2 separate regions of the Homo sapiens genome follow, and region 2 is linked to region 1. The links are chromatin loops, found by intact Hi-C in ENCODE. Cell type or tissue: A673. All regions are shown on one strand. Each heading gives the region's core, and the rest is flanking DNA. Links, peaks and the distances in the headings are about the cores only. Region 1 overlaps LOC124909357 (a long non-coding RNA gene). Region 2 overlaps LRRC3B (leucine rich repeat containing 3B).

Region 1 (8,343 bases), core at 128-8,127:
CCAAAGATGGTGTAATTCAGATTTTCACATGAAATCTCTTGATTTTTTAAATTTTGGCAATCATAGCAGAGACACGATTGTTGCTACCTCGCAGCCATTCCTGACCCACTTAACCATCACTCACCTCCTGTTGCAAAGTCTGAAAAATCTAGTCACTCACTTTCCAAGACCTCCTGTTTCTAGTAATGGCTATGCATCAAAGTTTTGGCCCTTAAGGAATAAAGAATAGTTATCTGGGGAGATTGTAAAGAAAGTTGTTCCAGAAAGATTTTTTCTCTTCCCTGATAAAAGATGAGAGTGACATGAGGACAGATCATATTCACTATTTTGGCTCTCACCCTACATTTGCCTTTAGTTAAAGTCATTTATGTGACGTTATGCCTGGAGATGTGGTAGCCATTTTACAACCATGAGGGTAGAACAAGAGAATCATGGAGATGCCAACCTAGAGCTCTAACATAGTTAAGCCACTGATCTAATTCTAAACACATCTATCACTATTATTTTTAATGAGATGATAAATTCATTTATTAGCTAAAAATTGTGTAGAATTTGTTTATAATACTGTCAAGAATGCCTAAAATGTTCTAGCTCTTAACTGGGCTTATAAAGATTCAGTGTGACATCTTTCAAAAATTTCCACCATAGGTCACATGAATCTCTTTATTCACTCTTCTATTATAGTTTGGGTCATACCATACTGTTTAGAACTTTTTTGATAACTGTGTTATGGGTGGTGATTATAAGCTGTTAGACAGCTAAGCCATTTATGCCAATTTATCTGGGAAAGAAGTCATAGCAAATGGAGCATCTTTAATCACAATGGCCAATTTAAGTGATGGTGCTCCAACTTCAGAGGAGAAGCATGTATTTGTGTGAGAATCTCCTAAGAGATTTGGCTTTTCTTCCTGGAAAAATGCACTTTCTCACATCACACTGAGTTCTGAGTATACCTCCGTGGGCTTCACAGATTCCCAATCAGTTCAAGGCAAATTTAGAAGGAAACTTATTAGACCTGGGAAACAGTGAATGGGGACTGGGAGCAGAATCCAAAATAAAGTTTGGGAATAGAGAATAATCATTTTCCATAAAAATGTCTCTGTGGCCACCTGAGATAAACTCAATGATAAACAGACTTTCTATGATCTGTTCTCTGTCTTCGGATACAAATACAGCCTCAAAAAGGCAAGCCTTACATTACCTGATCATCTAATTTTATAGGTATAATACATAGCTATAATGTATAATACTGGGAAAAAATAAGCCAGTTTAAGAAGACATTCAGCAAAGAGGTAGAGAGAAAAAGAGGCTCTTGGTTTTGCCCAATCTGAGCATCAGACTCTTGACATATAATAATCACTGGGCAATGTCTCTATACGCCTCTTTCTGGAAGGAGCTTTAACATGGACTTTGAATTAAATAAATTTAAGTGTTACTAATTTTGTGTCAAGACTAGTTTTCTCTCGATTCTCTAGGCTTAGAGTATATATTTCTATGTTGATTTGTGTCTTAAATAAATAGCAAGAATTTTACTGCAGTATTGGTACAAAACTCTGCTCAGTGAAGCCAAGGGATCTGACAGGCAAAGTTCCAATCTCATCTTGGCACAGCCAACCAGCCAAACAGCATGTAACACTGTGATAATTTGAACATTTTCCTTTTCGAAAGCATATGATTCACAACAGTGTTTTTCTCTATCTAGTTTTTATCTCTCCTGAATCTCAAACATCTTCTTAAGTAAGGACTATTTCACAATCCTATTAAAAAATGGAAAAGCTGGTCACCTTAGATGAAAAAATATTAATGTAGTCCTAAAATTTCCTGAAGGAGAAACATATAAATATAGAAATATCTTCAAATATCTAGAGATTACTTCTTCTTGAGTTTACCAAATTCCGTTCTGAATATTTTGAGTTTGACTAGTGATGAGGACTTACAGCCTCTGGATAAAGCCAATGAAATCTGGATGTTTCTAGCTAATTAAGGAAAAAGCTCCCTTCAAAATTTTTAAATGAGAGGAAGCCTTGGATATAGCATTCGCTTTCTGTAGAGAGAAAATAATTTGCTAAGTGAAAAAAAGGAATTTCCAGAAAGAAATTACTAACATCATGTTCGTTTAAATTATTTTTAGACTCAGCATTAAAGACCTTTTGTTGTCATGTGTAAGCCAATGAGCACAAGATTAAATGCTGAGTTAACAAAAGTTAAACTGACTTTTCATCGTTTACTTACATCTTTAGTTACTTGGAAACAAAAAAAAATGATTTTTTGAAAAATAATTCCTTGAAGTCATGCAATTTAATGTAATATAGGAAGTATAAACAGAACATTTTCAATAAACTTCTCATAAACATTGCTCATCCAACAGCAATGCCCCAAGATTAGTTCAGTCATCACCTGATTTGTCCTGTGTGCCCATCTTTCACAATACCCCAGGACAGACAAAACTCCTAGAAAAGGAATGTGGAGCCCTAGAGTTTGAGACCTCCTGAGCTGGAAAAGTACTTGATGACATTATAATGACATTACAAAAGCTTTATACTATGAAAGCCACTAAAGAGCCTGAGTCCTCAAAGAATTGCCCATCAATGAGATCAGATAAAGGCAACATTGAAGAAACATCCTTGCATACTGGAACTTTGCCCTCTAGCCCCATCTCTGCTCTGGTATTTATTATTATCCATGCTTGTCATTGCCGTCCTGGAATCTAAATTATCAATTTAACATAGTGTATATTAGTGGGTTTGTAAAACCTAAATTCAGTTCAATTTTTCTGCATAACAAATCATCTCAAAACTTAATGGTTTAAAACAATCCTGTATTAGGACTCAAGAATCTCTAGGCCATCTAGATGGTTCTGCTCATTTGCCCAGGCTTGGCTAATCTTGGCTAAGCTCTTTCACATGTCTGAAGCCTTGCCTGGGAAACTGGGTTGACTCCTTGCTGGCCCACATGGTATCCCATTCTCCATCAGACTGCCCAGGCTTGTTCACATGATGGCTGGCAGCATTCCCAAAGAAAGAGTAGAAACCACACGGCCTCCTGAGGCCAGGCTTCTAAATCACACTTAGTTACTTCTCTGCATTCTATTTGTCAAGGAAAGTCATAAGTCCAGCCTAGGTTCAAGTTTTAGAGAAACAGAATGTACCTTTTTATGGGAGAAGCTGCAAAGAGAAGGGATCGCATTGCAAAGGGAAGGGTATAGAAAGAGATGAAGAATGGCAGCTATTTTTGCAGTATGACACAGAAACAAGTAACTCTTCTAAGCAAAAATGTTGTTTCTTTGTTGGGGGTTAATTTGGAAGGAGGGGAGGAATGATTTCTAACACCAAAGGGTCTTCACCAGTTGAGGCATATTAGCCAGGTAAAGCCAGGCTTCCAGCTCACCAAACTCACCAGTTTTCCCCTCTGCATTCTGTTGCCAAGCATGCCCATTCCCATCCAACAATCTTTAAGTTCACACCCAGGAAGGAGAGTTTGGAGGACAGTATTTGTTGAAAAATACTTTAGGCAGCCTCTGGCCTGGAATGCATCCACTGAACTGGAAGATTCAGTAAGTTGCTACAAAAATAAAATGCTCAGTGAACAAATGAATGCTTGGCTCCTTCTAATGAAAGGGGCTGGAGAGCTCAGGAACTGGCAGAAAAGGTCGGTGCAAGAACAGAGTCCTCAAGACAGTACTACCAACTCGCAGCAAGACTCCAAGTCCTCAGGGAAAAAGAGGAGGAGAAGAAAGCCCCTGACAGAAGGAAGCAGGATACCCGTGAAAACAAAGAGAAGATGAAAAAACAAAGAGGCAATAGAAATCTGGAAGACCAAAAATAAAACGTCTGAGTTTTAAGAAAGTTTAAAAATACTAGTTTTTCTAGAAAATAAATTACTAGTATGCATGCCAACTTTCCTGATAATATATCTATAATATTTGGATATATAACAACAAAAATAAATAGTTCTTTGATATTGGAAGGGTTTTTCCCAAGCTATCAATTACTCAGTCCTACTCTTTTTCTTCTATTTCCTCCAGTCTAGGGTTCTTTGTCAGATAAATGGAGACTCACAGAAATCCAATAATAAAAGAAGATAGCAGGGAATAGTAGACATTATTGACTACTATATATGAAAAGTTTTATCTATGTTAAATGTTAGCATCCTAACAATCCATAGAGGAAGATATCATTGTATCCCTTTGACAAACTCAAAACTTTAGGATTAGAAATGTAAACTAACTTTCACAAGGTCACCCATTTGGGATGTCTTGATTCACACCCATTTCTGCTTGCTCTCAAAGTCCGGTTGCTTAACAAGTTTTCTTAAAACTCTGAAACCAATTAAAGGCCTTTGTTTCGGTGTTGGGATAACCAGCACCAGCAGGACTGTTGAGCTGGCAAGCTGATGTGTCAGGTTAATGACAGATCCTAGGCTTGAACCCCTTCTGCCACCTTCTGGTCTAAGGCTTTCCCTCACATCACACTCCTAAGCAGGGAAATTCAATCAGTTAATTTATTCATTTATTCCAAATTTGCTTATCTGCAGCTGCTGTGTCCCATGTGCTGTGTGAGGTGACACAGAGGGAACAATACACAGAGTTCCCAGCACTCATGGAACATAAGACCCGGCAGTCCCAAGATAAATGCTGGATTGGAAGGAAGCCTAAAACAGGCAAAGTTTGGGGACTCAATTATCCACACGATTCTTAATTCTTCCTTCTTTCTTGTTCCTTTGATGTTTTGTTCTTCATTCCTTAGGTCGCCCCTTTCACAGTGCTTTATAACAGCAGACTTTATACAGTGTTATTCAATGACTCAAACAGAACTGATTTGAGTTCCCACTCCCCACATTCAAGACTTTCTTCTGTAATTAAAGGTCTGAAATATACTGAAAACAACAGCTCTGAAGTTCTGAAAGTCCTGAGTACAGTACCTATTATCACAGCAGTTCCCTAATCCCTTCAGTATGGTAGTAAAACTCATTGCCAGGAATTTTTCTCCATAGGGTGCTTACTGAAATATCTCATTTTTGCTGTAGTTTGATGTTTTTTTGTTTCTTTAGCACTATGCTAATATGTCTAGAGGGAGTTAGGCTAGAGTAATACCTCCAGAGAGCAAAGCTTGAGACAAAGGCTGGGTGCAGATGGTTTGAAGAGAGGCAGCCCCAGAAAGCAGAAGTGAGGGAGTAGGGAAAAGACAGTACAATCCATGTGTTAATCTGCTGATTATTGCTGTGGGCAACTACAGCTCACTCTCACTGAGGCTCCTCTGGGGAATGGCGTGGGCCATATCTCAGATTTGTCTCACCAGAGGACAAGAAGCCTGAGACATTTATGCACTGATTCCCACCAGCCTTTGGAGCAAGCCTATCTCATAGGGCATTCGCTTCCCCAAGCTTCCAGGTTGTGTCTGTATATGACTGATCAGCCTTCTGCGCTTTCACAAAAAGCACTCCAAGGCAGCAGAGAGAGGTCACATCCTGTGCTTGATGAGGGATGCTGTTAACTCACATGGAGCTGTCCACCTAAGCTGCACTAAAATCAGGTGGGCTAACAGGATGAAGCTCGGTGCATCATAAGCGTCTGCTAGAAGTAACGTCGATGTTTTTAAAATGGTAATAAGTATAGATACAATTTAGTAACTTGTAATTTACAAAGTGCCCTACACATACATAATTTTATCTGATTCTCACAGTAGCCATACTATGAGATTGGCATTATTATTATTATCACATTTTCCTCATGACATTCTGAGGATAAGAGAAGTCAAAAATGGTAAGAATATCCCATCCTACTTAGAGTTCTAATCTGCTTCTGCCAATTATAATTGATTGAATCAGAATATATTAGTTTGAATCATCAATACACCCTACACCTACTGACTTGAAAATGCTACACAGAATTTTTTAATTTTCAAATTGTTTCAGAACCACAAACACCTGCACTAATAATGCTCCAGAGAAAAGTCATCAACAACTTACATTCTTCTTATCTTACAATACATAAATTAGAACTATAGAGTCCAAGAAATAATTAACAGGTTCCGGTTTATCTTAAAATAGTCCCCAGTATAACTCATGTGGCAATTCCAACAATATGAATGTTTATTACTCATGCCAAAAATCCTCCATAGAAATCTGTTGCTGAAAACATTATGTGGCCATGTTCCCATATGCAGATACGCTTGTTTTTCTCTGTTTCATGCCAGGGTACTTAATCCAGTCATCATAATAATTGCTGTTTTCTCTGCCCTCTTTATATAATTATTAGTGTATGAATCTGAAAGAAACTTGAGATTTTTAAGAATATAGGAAAATCTACCAGAAACATTAATAGAATCACTCCCACATTTCACTTCTCTGATCTTTGCTTTTTCAAAAAATAGGCAACTAAGTACATTTCTCCTGAAATGTCACTGTGCATTTAAAAATATTCCAAGATGATATTTATTTTTATCCCTTATCCTCTCTGTAGCCAAATCTTACTTAGCAAATTTTGTACTTTGGTAATACAATCATAACTTCATTTACTTTGCCTACTAGCAAATATGCATATGTAACTCACAGTCCTTAAAAATAGAGTAGGTGATTTAACCTATAGAATGTGAGTTTATTCCAAATAACAGTAAAAGCACAGTAAAATTTTTGAAAAAAGAGAAAATATCCACTCTATAGGTCTGCCTTCCTGTCATAAAGTGAAAAGACAAAATTTTCCTAGTTCTTCTTAATAATAAAATCTGTTTACTACTATTCCCAAACAATTCTGTTAAATGGTGTGATGGAGTAACATTCCCACCAAAAGACAAATATATCTGTGTCACCATTTTCAGTTTCTTGATTATAATTATTTCTTACTGCTCGGCTTTGATGTATTTTGCAAACCACATCAGGGCCAGAGAGCCTCCTACCAACTTCCTCTCAATGTTTACAGAAAGGTTTACTATGTCTCTCTCTTCATCCTTTGATATCAGAAAGGTTCAGTCTACAAAACCAGGAGGATTAAAGGGCTGCTTATTAAGAAATTATTAATAACCAAGTTCTGAGCAAAGTCAACACATCAAGTTTGACAGATTTGTACGTGCCTCTAATATATTTGCTTAACTGCAGAGAAATGTTTCACCCAAGCGATCAAGCAAATAACTCATTAAAATGTTCAAAAGACTAAACAGCTTTTATTTTAGACTAAACTAATGAGAAGCAGTTGTTTTCCCACCATATGCGTGAAAACTTCAAGCATCACTTGAAGAAGGCAGATTTGGATCTTCTAGTCTACCTTAAATCCTGGTGGGATAAAGAAGCTTCCAATATTGTTGCTGAGAATCAATTGGTTTTCACAACAAAAGTACAAAACAAAGGTTAAGTTCTAATGATTGCAAAAACAAGGAACTGAAGTTGCCTACAGAAAGCACAGCAATGGGAATACCATAGTACATTCCACATGTCATCCTAGGACATTATTCTTGAAACTACCTATTTCAGTTGGAAATTACACTTTGTACCATCATATTTCTAATACTTCCAATAAATAAAGCTTCTTTGCAAGTGAAAACATATATAATCCCATTAGTAGAGTCAAAAAACATCTTATCCAGTATTTTGGGGTAGCTATACTTAGATAATAGACCACCCCTTATTTCTAGTTTCACTCATTTATGCAAATATAAAAAAGTACCTACCATGTGCCAGGTACTCTATGATGCACTGGAGATAAGAAAATAAAGAATGTATAGTCTCTGAAGTGGAGGAGAATCACTATGCAACAGAAGACGTAAACAGATGAAAACCACGGCAAGTAAAACATGCCCCAGTGAAGCTATAGGCTAGATGCGATGAGAGACCAAAGGAGGCAATAATTTAGCCTCTGACCAAGGAATTCCTGTTCAATAGGGAAGTGATTTGTCCTCAGGCTTAAAAAACAAAGGTGCTCGCCAGGTCCAGGAGTGAGAGGTGAGGTGTCATTTAAGGCATATATACATATACAAACTCAAACACACAAACGCATAGAAATGTACAGCCTCAAATAGGTAAAAATATCTGGGGTTATACAGCCTTCACATATGTCTAAATCTACGCATTTAACAGATTACAAACTAGCATCTCTATCTCTCAGCTCCATTTTCCTCTCTGTAGACTCTATACTGAGGCTGACATCCCCTTCATGGTGGCAAGGTGGCTGGCAACAACTCTAAGCTTGCATGGCAGTCTCTCATTAACCCTAGTAGAAAGAAATGTTTCTTCTTTCCTACTAGTTTTACAAAAGCCCCGAAATTGAGCCTTACTATGTCCAATTGAATCACACAATCTCCTGTTACTATGTTCAAGGGAACATGACACTCTGGCAGACCTAGGTCACAAGTC
Region 2 (8,343 bases), core at 100-8,099, 810 kb before region 1:
CATTCTGCTGGGGAAACTCTGCAACATGGGGTAGAATGTATGCTTCCAAGAGTGAGGGGTCTGGGTGTTTATACACCAAGTTCTTAGTAGTCATCGGTTGAGGATTGCACCTGAAAGGTGCAACTCGCCAGCATTCCAAACCTGCTATGTAAGTGGCAAAATGTGCCATGGTGGCCACAGAAAACCCTCAGGCAAGTGGAGGCAGGAGGTGCCAGTTGGAATTTGGCTGGTGTACATGCAGATGGTAGGACTGAAGGCACATGTGGCTGCCAGTGACACCACCCTCCTCAACATCCCCACCATCCCATGAGCAACCTTGAAATAAAAGTCATCATTCCCATGATTGAAAACTATATGTACATCTGCCCCATCCAGGAGCCTAGTTTACTTTAGGTGTATGTGGGATTTCAGAGCTGGGCCTAAAGGGATGGGTATAAAAAAGGGATAAACCATAGTGGTCCCCAAACACCAAGCTCTGCTGACTAGCTGAGTGAGCTAAGACTTGCTTTGTTCTTTAGAACCTCACTTCCCTCTTGTGCAAATTAAGAAAAATGTCTTTCCCTATCCTCCTCCACTTATCATGTCTTAAGATGAGACTTCATAAAACGAAAGGACTAGGCAATGTGACATTGGTGGAGCAAAGGGCTTTGCAGATAGCTAACTGGCTCTGCTCTTGCAGGATGCTTTCTAAGTTTTAGTTTCCTCATCTGTAAAATGAGAAAAATAATATCTACTTGATAATAAATGTTGTGAGAACTAGGAAAGATGGAAACAGAATCTTGCACTATGCCAAATAAATGATAACCATTGTTAGGGAAAGGTGGAATTATTTGATAAGACATTCTTTATCTGTGGCTTATGCACAGGATTCCTCAGTTCATGTGAATATAAAAAGTCTTGTTAATGGTGAAGTGCTGAAAATATCAGTTTAAGTCAGTCCTGTTTGTCCTCCTAAAGACTTACTCCAGGCAACACTTTTCCGAGATTTTCTTCTTCCTTTCTCGTATCTCATTCACCTCTTCTCACAGCAGTTGGCTCCTGTGGGAGCCCAGGAACTGGCAGGGCTGTCTGTGGGAATGAAAGACTTTGAGGGAAGACCAGCATCTTTCAGACATTTTCCTTCAGAAGAAATGCAGACAATCCCAAGGAAGCCGGCTTTCTGTGAATTAACCTCATCCTACTCCCCATGGGTCATTTTCTTTGGAAATCTATTCAACAGTCGATGTCATTAGCACAACAGATTGCTTGTTAATTCTTGGACCAACAGCCAGATTTCAGATTGCCTTTTGTTTTACAAACTCTTCTTTGTAAGAAAATAAAAAGAATAAAACAAAAAAAAAAATGAGGTTTTGGTTCCAACCCCAGAGAGACCCACAATGTATTCATTTCAGGCCTAGCTTTTGAGGTCAGATCCAGAGAACTCCTGCCATTTGGATGCCTGGACATCTACAGGGAAAGAAGAAAAAATACATCGATTCTTTTTTGTAAATGGTGAGCAAAATGAAGAACATTTTCCAGCCAAAGAAGAAATACAACTTATGAAATTGATCAACTCAGTTGCCACTAGTGAGTGAGAAGTGTAAATGTTTGCACTCAACTTGGAGACAGCCTTAAAAATATATCTAGTAATTTCCCCAGAAACCTGAAACTTAGGCCATCCCTAGGCCAAATTTGGCAGGTACACTTTGTTTTCAATGTTTCCAGCATCTGTTTTCCTGATGTTTTCAGAACCCAATTCCATGTTACCCCAATGTGCATGCAGACACACACACTCACACACATGGTTCTTAAGTGATCCTCACTAGCTTCTGGTTCTTTTCCTATTGAAGAGATTATAGCCATAAAACTAGTGGCTTTCCTTTTTACTGTCATCCACCAATGAAACCATGAGACTCTATGTTCACCTTGTGGCCTCTACAGCATAATTTCCCTGAGTTGGATGAAAAAGTCTTGGACCTTGAGGAGTGCCCCTGGCTGAGGGTATGTAGCCCACTAAGTCATTTGGCACATTTGGGACCATCCATATCATGAGTGTGGGCAAATGTGGGATGAGGAATGCAGATCTTCCTTTTTTTTTTTTTTTTTTTTTTTTTGCGAATTCTGATTCACCTATTTGGACTTTGGAATGAGTTGGACAGGACATTTACAAATGTGTCGTAATTGAGATTGCCTCTGGTTTGCTTTGTCTGGGTCAGACCCAATCAACTTGACAGATGAGTGATACCACTTTGGGAAGCCAAGCTGACAAGAGCTCTGGAAATGGAGAAGGGCATCATTTATGAACAGTCATTCTCCTCCTGCCAAGCAGGGATGCACTCGATCACTTGTGGTTTATGTTGTTACTCAAGGAAACAAATGCTAATCAACTCTCCCTCTCCAGCAACTTGCACCAGGATTATTTTCTCCATCTCTCCACTGGGAAGCCAGGTCATGCTCAACATGGAGCATGTTATCTGGGGTCTATTTTAAAAGGCAAACTGATCTCCTCATCCTATCTTGAAAGAACAAGAGGGTTTTTGGAATCATAAATTTTCTTTACTATGACTGTGACAATGTGGGAGCCTTACATGCCTTTTGAATCCTCAAGGAAACTTGCTGATGGTCAGTGACATTTTCATGGTGTATATTGTTATGCTATTTTTTTTTGTTGTTGATTGGGAAACAATTTATCAAGAGAGGAAATTAGTGTACTTTAAGGGATACTGGTTGGGGAACGTGAGGACATGGATGCTAATCTGTAGGCCTGCAAGGGTTTCAATTTCAACACCTGTAAAATAAGTAGGTAAGCTCATCCCTAAGACTCTCCCAGCCCTAACAATCTAGGAATTCACCTAGCTGTAGTAACAAAAACATTTAATTAAGCAGAATTTTCCACTTCCTGCCTCTGCCAGATAGATGAGAGAACTTACTATATGAATTGAAAGTATTAAGCCAATAAGAAAAACCTACCCACATCTGAGACTGCCTTATGTTTGTTGATGTCAGGACAAGAGTTATTGTGAAGAATCAGAGAAGGACGTAAAAAAGAACAATGCGTACCTGGCAGATTTTGTATATCATTGCATTACAATTTGCCAAAGTGTTCTTGAAAGCTAAATCTTCCATTACATAACTTTTCATTACTTTGTTAAAAATGTTCCAGTTGGGTTGGCATGTTTTCCGATTTTCCTTGCTTCAAAGATAAGCACATTGTCAAAAATTAGAGTAAAATTCCTAGGTATTTCTGAATTTAAAAGGTTGGGGTTAAGAAAGAGATGCCAAAAGAGAAGGCTGAGAAAAGCGTTATTTAAAATATTTAGAAGGTAAGATAGAGGTAAGATAGTATGTGCCTTGGATAATGAGTTGACAGTTAATTTCAAAAACCTTACAGTCCCAAAATAGGTAGCTCTCCATCTGCAAGGGTTTGGAAAATTAAGGGCCAAGCTGGGATCAAAACTGAAGCATGCATGTTGGGCCTTTTTCTGTGCAGACTTGAGTCTTAGTTCTTTTCACTCATTGGCAGCATATACTGTTGGCCTTGGGGGACACAGCATTCCCACAAGCTGGCAGGAAGAGTGCTTCTTCTCAATTCTGATCACAAACGGGTGCCATAGCCTGGTATTTATTTTAAAATAAAGAAACAAACAAAAGAATTAATTTTCTCCTCCAATGGCTTATACATGATTCATGGCAACCGAACTTAAAGGCTCTTTTTAAAAAAAAAAAAAAAAAAGCGCTTAAGGTGCTGTTAACTAAAAATCTACACATAGAATTCAGGCAGGAGAATTATTAACCTATGACACACCTCTCAGCTCTATGTATATGGAGAATTTCAAAGTGAATATGTGGAAATTTAACTTTCCTGCATCTGAACAAGGATATAACTATGCTTACAAAACTTTTCAGAGATTTTTGCTTTACAAGTACTTTTACTTGAATAATACAATTGACCATTGGGAAAATAAGCTCCCATTAGTGAAGACAAAGATTATTTTGGAAGAAGCAGCCTGGAATGGATTATCTTATTTGTGAAAGCTTTTCTAAAATGAACGTGACTCATTCATACACTCAAATAAATACAATTAATTTACCTTTTTAAAGGGTTGTCTTAGCAAAGGCTTGATTTTCCTATTCTTTAGGAAAAAAATGTGTATTTCAGTTCAGTTGGGCATCTTTTCTAGAGTACCTGAAGAGATATATTATACTATTGTCCTCCAGGGGGCGATAAATCTTCAGCAAAGCTTCAGTCTCACTGGAAAGGTGAATTCTCAATTCAGTTCGTAAAAGCAGACAGTCTGGCTTCCTTCTTGCTGGGATGCAGGAATTCTTGGGCCTATATCCTGAATTTTACATCTAGGAGTTACCTCAGGCTTCTAGACTAGATCTAACACTTTTAGCAAGTTTGGTGGGGTTGGGGTGAAAAGCCCATGGCCCTGGGGTGTGTGTACCATGAGCAGAGCCTGGCCACAGTGCTCTGCATGCCTCGCCACAGGTCCTGGATTAGCTGACCCTGATTGTCCCTTGCAATAAATAAACATTTAAAGAGACTATTGCTGCCTAGGACCTCTAGGGCTTTCCGAGAGCAGAAATATTAGGCCCAAAGATACCCTAACTTGGGTTGGAGAAGGCTAAGTGTCTCAAAAGGGCAGAGGTTCCCTCTTACCTACATAAATCTCACAAAGGGCTATTTTTGTGCTATTTGAAAAATAAAACCATCATGTAGGAGGCTGCAAAACTCTAGGTCTGAGGAATCAGCAACTTTAGGTAGTAAAGTTGATGACCATAAGGCAGCACAGTGGATAAAATGTTCATAGGTTCTGGAGTTGACAGACTGGGTTTCAATGCCTGCTATGCTTACAAACTCTGTATTAATTACTTAACTCCTGTGTCTCTGATTCTCATTCACAAAAGACTGTCTCATAGGGGAGTTTGTAAGGACTCATTAAGATACTCCAAAGAAAGTACTTGGTGCATAGTAAGTGTTCCATAAATGCCATCAGTTCTATTATTCCTTAGTCTGGAACTGAGATCTCTACTATATAGTTCCAGCCTTGTTTCTCACTTCTTTGCATGGACTCCTTCATCCCAAACACCTCCCTATATGGTATCCCTCTGCTTCTTCTATCTTCCTTGTCTACATCATCACCTTATGAGATCCCACCCAAGTTTTAAAGATTATCTGTAATGGTACCTTAAAACCAATAACTTCCACACAATTCCCTACTCTTAAGAACCAAATGTGCTTTCTCCTATCTATCTCTGGCCAATGACAAGGACACAATATCTTGATTGTATGACAGATGCCAGGAGTATATATATTTTAAAACTCAGAACTGTGTACTTAACCTAGGTGCTTTTTTTAACAGAAAATTATAACTATAAACCAACTCAGTAGGAACATAATGTGAAGACCTTTCTTTGGAGACAGAAAGATCTGATTCAAATTTAAGAAGTTCTAATACTTTCTACCTGGCAACTCAATGAAGCTCTCTTACTTGAAGTTTTTTCCTATGTAAATAGAGCAGCTGTCACTTTCTTCTCTTGTTGTGAGAGTTTACAGGACACAATAATAGCATAAAAATGCCTCTCACAGTGCTTGCACCCTGTTGATGCTACATGATTACGAGGACCTTCCTCCCTAGCATAACCATTTCTGTATTTGTCACACACACCTCAGTCCACCAGAAAGTAATCTTGAGTACAGGCTATGTGCTGTCTTTTTCTTTTCCATTTTGTCCAGCATAGAGCAAAGGTACAATAAGTAAGTATTTGGATTCAATAGCTAATTATATCTATTTTTGAAGAGTAAATGCCAAAAGGCATCCTGACTTAAGCCTCTGAAGGATGCCACACTTGTGTATAACCACCTAGTAAAGCTCAGTATTTTAGAGTCTGACAGACACTTAACTCGGCCAGTAATTCAGCTACGGCTCCCCAGTGTACAGTAGGGCTTAATAACACATTTTTTCATTGTGATAGTTCTTTGAGTTCATAAAGGTTGTCTGTTTTTCTTTAGAGCAAGTAGAATGACTATACTGTTTTCTTGACCAATAAGTCACTCTGTTTTCCATGGTTCAAAGTTAAGCTTTTATTTGCTTTTAAATTAAAAAAATAAATTTCATTATTAAATAGTGAGATGGATCTAACTAATGTTCAGATAGTAGCTTACTCAGAAATATACCATCGGGGGTACAATTAAGGGGTGGATCACCTAAACTCAAATTATTTATGTTGTAGTGTTTGTTAAAAGTTCAGCAGTGGCATAATTCAAAAGAAACTGAAATACAAAGTTTCAAATGTTTACAATGGATGGGAGAAGTAAACCACTTATTTCTACTGCAATCGCAAACTACTTTCTTTCTTTCTCAATGACAGTCAGTTTGGACACTATACCACAGTGCTAATATCATCAGGTTCATCTGCTTTCTTCTGCCTGCTTGGCAGGGATTTCAAGTATTCGAGGTGTCTCCGGGCATCCTCCTGATTTTGCCTCACATAATATACCACATATGAGATCACCATAGTGAACCAGCCAAACATGGTGACCAGCATGGCATAATCGGTAGTTTTTTTAGGGAGGTTACAAAGGTCAGCGTCGTTGGCAGCATTGAGGAATGGTCTGCCAGCATGTTCATCCAACACGGACGTTTTACAGATCACGTTGTGGGCTGTCTCATGATTGGACGCCATGCTCCTCAGAACTTGCTGTAGAGTACAGTCGCAGTGCCAGGGGTTGTTGGCAATTCTGGCCCTGGCCTTCAGGTTATTGAAGGCATTTTTGTGCACACTTTGAATCCGATTGTCGGACAAGTCCAGAGTCTGCAAGGTTTCAGCTACTCCTTTGAAGGCATGCTCATCGATAAACTCAATGCCATTTTTGGACAGGTTGAGAACTCTCAGTTGATGGAGGTCCTTAAAAATTTCATTGGGAATAGATGTGATCTGATTGGAGTCCAGATACAGTAAGACTGTTTCAGGAGGAAGATCTCTAGGTATTTCCTTGAGATTTGCATTGCTACAGGTGACATTTAAACCCCCAGAGGAAGAACAAAGACAGCCCTTGGGACACATACTGGCAGAATGAAAGCACAGTATCATAAGAACAAAACTTTGTAGGAGGAGACACATGGAGAGGGAACGGGTTAACCACAGGTCTACCAGATTCATGCTGGAATGTCAGCATAATCACGAGCCCATTCCTCATCTACTCCAACAAGCGTGGTAAAGGTTCCAGCCCTGTCCACACTATTGATTTCCTTCTTGCGTGTTTCAAAAGGCTGCAGCTAACACATGTGTCTCTTCATTATTTCTTTCCTTGCTTGGGCACCTAAAGGAAAGAGAAACAGATGCAATTAGTTCCTTTGCAAAGGGAGGTACATTGTAATGAAAGGTGTTCTCAGGTGTCTGGCATTCTGCTTGAGCAGGGGGGTTAGTTATGCAGGTAATTTCCATCAATGCCACTGGGAGTTATCTGCGAAATGGGAGTCTCCTGTTCAAATCCCAGGTGCTGGGGGAGAGAACTGTGAACATATGAAGATATTTCTGAGTTCTGTTGCCTGGTTTTCAGTTGGATAGAATGAGAACAAATACTCCCTATTTCTCTGCTGCTCTCCACATCCTGGACCCCTTCGAATTCTACAGAAATAAAATTTAATTATGTCTCTCACCCTTTCTGAGATAACAGATGCATTAATGTAATTTAGTCCTGCACTTGGGCAGCAATGAGAAATAATACCAATATTTCATGGTTAATGACTATAGACAGGGATATCTGTCATGGCTTTTGAATGGATGCCCAATTTGGAATATTGTCTCTAAAGAAACATCTTACTTGAATTAAGAAAATAATAAATGCATTCCAACAAAATATTGCTAGAGGCTGACAACCAAGAACCTCCAGGATAGTTGCCTTCCTTGTGACCTCTTTAAAGTACATTATACCTGGGAGGATGCTTTTAACTGAATTTCCAGAGGATCTTCTCTCTCTTTTCTAAGGACCATATCCCCTTCCCAATAAATGCTTAAATATGGCACACACCTCCATGACTTTTTTATATAACAAGAGAATTAAGAAATACTGTCTTTGAAGACTTCCCCAATAGACTTCACTCTCCATATGTTGCATGTTGCATACATATACTGTTAGTGTTGGCAGGGGCTACAGAAATTGCAAAATTAAGTGATGAACAAAGTTATGAAACTTACTCGACAGCAGAGATAAGAATATAAGTTAACTCTCAAAATTACCCTTTAATATAGAGAAGAAAGCACACATCTTTGGGACCAGTTCACAAAGGAGACAAGTGGATCCCAGAGAGATGAGGTTACTTACCCAAGGTCAAACAGATTGAGGTGTAGAGACAG

Evidence for each region. Peaks named below come from ENCODE experiments on the same cell type or tissue, not always from the same donor. Only the 100,000 strongest peaks of a DNase experiment are listed, where the experiment ranks them.
Region 2: it touches region 1 in a loop (5-fold over the local background); 37 of 110 quality-filtered maps call a loop at or near these places.

Annotation. Positions count from the first base shown.
Region 1 is chr3:25,900,554-25,908,896 of GRCh38, reverse strand. The region is part of intron 1 of LOC124909357 (a long non-coding RNA gene); the gene reads right to left. Among named protein-coding and RNA genes, the nearest start is that of LINC00692, 31 kb to the right of the region's middle. RefSeq lists an enhancer at 2,168-2,833. In A673, for the core only: a CTCF peak has its summit at 4,459 (motif pointing left); DNase peaks (open chromatin) are centred at 4,466 and 4,986; H3K27ac peaks cover 1,041 bases.
Region 2 is chr3:26,708,476-26,716,818 of GRCh38, reverse strand. It overlaps LRRC3B (leucine rich repeat containing 3B), which reads right to left. Exons shown (of 2, transcript NM_052953.4): 2 at 6,043-7,306. The coding sequence starts at 7,146. The coding sequence ends at 6,367. Among named protein-coding and RNA genes, the nearest start is that of LRRC3B, 90 kb to the right of the region's middle. In A673, for the core only: CTCF peaks have their summits at 3,970 and 4,172 (motif pointing right); a DNase peak (open chromatin) is centred at 4,218.